Linked DNA regions of Homo sapiens: region 1 is linked to region 2. A link is a loop called in an ENCODE intact Hi-C map of the cell type or tissue named here. Cell type or tissue: endothelial cell of umbilical vein. All regions are shown on one strand. Region 1 has its middle 170 kb from the start of NUP35. Region 2 has its middle 240 kb from the start of NUP35.

Region 1 (2,500 bases), 65 kb after region 2:
ACACATCTACAACCATCTGATCTTTGACAAACCTGACAAAAACAAGCAATAGGGAAAGGATTCCCTATTTAATAAACGGTGTTGGGAAAACTGGCTAGCCATATGCAGAAAGCTGAAACTGGATCCCTTCCTTAAACCTTATACAAAAATTAACTCAAGATGGATTAAAGACTTAAATGTAAGACCCAAAACCATAAAAACCGCAGAAGAAAACCTATGCAGTACCATCTAAAACATAGGCATGGGCAAAGACTTCATGCCTAAAACACCAAAGGCAATGGCAACAAAAACCAAAATTGACAAATGGAATCTAATTAAACTAAAGAGCTTCTGCACAGCAAAAGAAACTATCTTAAGAGTGAACAGGCAACCTACAGAGTGGGAGAAAATTTTTGCAGTCTATCCATCTGACAAAGGGCCAATATCCAGAATCTACAAAGAACTTAAATTTACAAGAAAAAAAACAAACAACCCCATCAAAAAGTGGGCGAATGATACGAACAGACACTTCTCCCAAGAAGACAATTATGTGGCCAACAAACATATGAAAAAAAGCTCATCATCACTGGTCATTAGAGAAATGCAAATCAAAACCACAATGAGATACCATCTCGTGCCAGTTAGAATGGCAATCATTAAAAAGTCAGGAAATAGATGCTGGAGAGGATGTGGAGAAATAGGAACACTCTTACACTGTTGGTGGCAGTGTAAATTACTTCAACCATTGTGGAAGAAGACAGTGTGGCAATTCCTCAAGGATCTAGAACCAGAAATACCATTTGACCCAGCAATCCCTTTACTGGGTATATACCTGTAGGGACCAGCCCTACAGGGTCTGTGGGTTTTTCTCCTCCTGTGCAGAGACAAGAGATCATAGAAATAAAGACACAAGACAAAGAGAAAAAAAGACAGCTGGGCCCTGGGGGACCACTACCACCAAGACGCGGAGACGAGTAGTGGCCCCGAATGCCAGGCTGAGCTGTTATTTATTGGATAGAAGGCAAAGGGGCAGGGTAAGGAGTGTGAGCCATCTCCAATGATAGGTAAGGTGACGCGAGTCACGTGTCCACTGGACAGGGGGCCCTTCCCTGTTTGGCAGTGGAGGCGGAGAGAGAGAGAGGAGACAGCTTACGCCATTACTTCTGCATTTCAAAGACTTTTAGTACTTTCACTAATTCTGCTACTGCCGTCTAAAAGGCGGAGCCAGGTGTACAGGGTGGAACATGAAAGCAGACCAGGAGCGTGACCACTGAAACACAGCATCACAGTCAGGGCCTGACTGATATCAGGCCCTCCACAAGAGGTGGTGGAGCAGAGTCTTCTCTAACTCCCGGGGGGAAAGGGAAGCTCCCTTTCCTGGTCTGCTAAGTAATGGGTGTCTTCTCTAGGCACTGACGCTACTGCTAGACCAAGGTCCGCTAGGTAAGGGGCGTCTTCCAAGACGCTGGCGTTACCGCTAGACCAAGGAGCCCTCTAGTGGCCCTGTCCAGGCATAACAGAAGGCTCACACTTGCCTTCTGGTCACTTTTCACTGTGTCCCTTCAGCTCCTATCTCTGTTTGGCCTCGTTTTTCCTAGGTTATAATTGTAGAGCAACAATTATTATAATACTGGAATAAAGAGTAGTGCTACAAACTAATGATTAATGATATTCATATGTAAACATATCTATAATCTATTTCTAGTACAACTATTCTTATTCTACATATTTTCTTCATTATACTGGAACGGCTCGTGCCCTCGGTCTCTTGCCTCGGCACCTGGGTGACTTTCCGCCCACAATACCCAAAGGATTATAAATCATTCTATTATAAAGACACATGCACACGTATGTTTATTGCGGCACTGTTCACAATAGCAAAGTCTTGGAACCAACCCAAATGCCCATCAATGATAGACTGGATAAAGAAGATGTGGCACATATACACCATGGGACACTATATAGCCATAAAAAAGGATGAGTTCGTGTCCTTTGCAGGGACATGGATGAAGCTGGAAACCACCATTTTTAGCAAACTAACACAAAAACAGAAAACCAGACACCGCATGTTCTCACTCATAAGTGGGAGTTGAACAATGAGAACACATGGACACAGAGATGGGGGGCATCACACACTGGGGCCTGTCAGGGGGTGGTGGGCTGGGGGAGGGATAGCATTAGGAGAAATACCTAATGTAGATGACAGATTGATGGCTGCAGCAAACTACCGTGGCACATGTATACCTATGTAACCAACCTGCATGTCCTGCACATGTACCCTAGAACTTAAAGTATAATAAAATAATAAATTTTAAAAAACAGAAATATTGCTATGTACAACACTGAATCCTTACAGACATAATGATGAATAAAATAAGCCAGACACAAGAGTACATATACGATTTCTTTATATGAAGCTTAAAAACAGACAAAATTAATCTGTGGAAGAAAGTCAGAATAGTAATTACCTCTGGGGAAAGACAGAAGGATATTGACTGGAAAAAAAACAGGAGGGAGCTTT
Region 2 (2,500 bases):
GGCACTGAAAATACTTCTTTGGGCATACAAATACTAGTTTTTTGTTTTTACTATGAGTAACATAGGTTCAAATTAACCAATATTCTTTCACAGATTATCTGCTTTATATGCCATTTTATTTTTATCACTTCTTTTAATGCCAATGGTATATAAGCCTTTCCTCACTCCAAAATAAAATCATTTACACTTAATTTATTGATTCTAATGTAACTTGGTAAGGAGAGGTCAAGATTTATACCAATCTGAAGGATGGATTTTTTTAACTCTAAAGTTCACAGGGGTTGGGGCTAATTCTAAAGTAATATCATCAGCCAGAGTTTTAGGAAGAAATAGTGATATTGATTTTGTAACTTCTATACCCACAGTTCATATCCAGCTCCTCTTCAGGCCCAGAATCTTACTCCATGACTGACTCTCCACCTTCTTCCCAAAGAGGGTTCCTGCTTAAGCCAATAACTTCTAGGACACATACTGGAAAACAGCAAAAGGAAGGATAAAATGGCTACAAGAGAAATCTAAAGCAGGCCAAGGAGTGGTAAAAGAATTAAACCTTACTAGGATTTAACCAGTTTGACCAGGAGAAGATGGAAAGGAAGTAGTCCCTCTCTCCTGCTCCCACACAGATGGACATGTATCAATAGGGTACTGATGTAAGATGTGTGATGAGACTCTAAAACTAGAAGAGCTGGTAGTAGTACATGCATCCCATACATTTTGGGTCAGGTGAGTTGAGTGGGTGCTTTTGGGGTATTTGGGTTGGAGGGATGGGGAGACTTGGCAGATTTAGCAAATAAAAATAGAGAATTCCCAGCTAAATTTGAATTTCAGATTTGAAAAATGAAAGGGTGTTTTATACGTATGTCTCATGCAAGATTTCAGACACACTCATACTAAAATTGTCTTCATTGTTCATGCAAAGTTCAAATTTCAGCAGGCATCCTGTATTATATCTATAGCGAGAGTCTCCTGCAGGCTTGGGATATCTTAAGCTTCACAATGGCCTCCAGGAGGGCAAACAAGAGAATGAAGGCTTTGAGAACCTTGGAATTATAGAAGGAACAGAGAAAGGCCAAAAAAAGATAGAGGAGTTGATGGCTCTAGGCCCAAAAGAAAATACAAGAAAATACCCTCTAAGAAGTATAGCCCATCTCATCAAAATAGGAAGGAGATTAAACTCGTCATCTATTCACTCAGCAAGTAGATCAATTTGGTTTGGGAGAAAATTATTGACCCAGAGGAGTTGAAATACTTTTTAGAAATTGAGAGTATAATCTTGATCTGCTCACTGCAGAGGGCAGCGTTGCCCCAAGATTTGCAATTTCTCTGATACCATCAATATGAAACAGACTTTATAATAATAAAACCATTATAAGGAAAAAATGTAAGTTTCATTGCTTCTCTGAAGCATGCCAGACATGCTAGCTGAATAGTCAGGTAAGATATCTCATGAACAAGTTTCATGTAAGATTTCTCTCTTAAATAGCTTTTCTTTTCTTGTTCTTTCTCTCAGATTCCAGGAGAAATCTGCTGCATAGAAATGTATTATTTTACCTTTCTTTAAATCCTAAATGTTTATTTGACGTTATGGTATCCATGTGCTAACAGTTTGAATTTAATTTAAATTATCTTCCATCTATAAAATCAAGCTTTTTTGTTTAATGATTTGGCCTCAGGTAGTTTGAGTTACATTATCCCAAGATTCAAAATTTAAATGTCCGTGTGGTTAGGCACATGACATTATGACATTCGGATCTTGTTTGTAATTTCCTTTGCATAGACATACCTCATTTTGGTCTCCTTTTCATGATCTAAATCGAATTTCCTTAAGTAGCTATTATCCAAAGTCAGACTATGAACTACCAAGTCTAGGCTACATTCTGTTTCCAGGAGTGTTGCAGACCATTCTTAAAAGTAAGTCATCCCTCAAATCAATAAAAGTTTTTACATGGCTCTTTGCAGTGATTTAGACTATTCTTCTGTTGTTAAACATCCCATTGTAATACACAGATGGTTACAATAGAGCATGTTAACCACTATGATGAGGGAGTTCAGAGTGTGCAGGGAGCACATAGCTATATCCCAAATACAAAGTGGAAGCTGCACAAGACCTTCCAGAGAAGATGACCTGCAGTTTGAGGCTCATATAGAAGTTGCCACAGGAATAAAGGAGTGATGGACTATCCAAGAAGATGTATTCTTTTGTTCCTTAAAAAAACTACTGGATATGCTGTTTGAACAGCTTAAGAGAGTTTCAGGGATAATTCTTGGTGTGCCAGATATTTGCCCTACGTGATAATTTAGTAATCTAATTCCCACACTAAATTCAATTCTAATATATATTGAAACATATATTAAGTGTCTAAAGACATTTAAATTCAAAACTAGGGTGTTAAGACTTTAGCAGTATCTTTTCTAAGTTCACTTCAAACCATCATGTTAGTTTTAAAAATCATAGATTCATGGAAATGCAGTTTCAGAAGGGAAATAAAAGATCATCTAA

The links. Hi-C counts contacts between places; a loop is a spot of excess contacts. Peaks named below come from ENCODE experiments on the same cell type or tissue, not always from the same donor. Only the 100,000 strongest peaks of a DNase experiment are listed, where the experiment ranks them.
Region 1: a loop joins it to region 2, with 8 times the contacts of the local background. A loop is called at or near these places in 6 of 110 quality-filtered maps.

The regions. Positions count from the first base shown.
Region 1 is chr2:183,294,198-183,296,697 of GRCh38, reverse strand. No RefSeq gene overlaps it. Among named protein-coding and RNA genes, the nearest start is that of NUP35, 170 kb to the right of the region's middle. In endothelial cell of umbilical vein, a CTCF peak has its summit at 1,465 (motif pointing left); no DNase peak of the experiment used is centred here.
Region 2 is chr2:183,358,869-183,361,368 of GRCh38, reverse strand. No RefSeq gene overlaps it. Among named protein-coding and RNA genes, the nearest start is that of NUP35, 240 kb to the right of the region's middle. In endothelial cell of umbilical vein, no CTCF peak of the experiment used is centred here; a DNase peak (open chromatin) is centred at 1,308.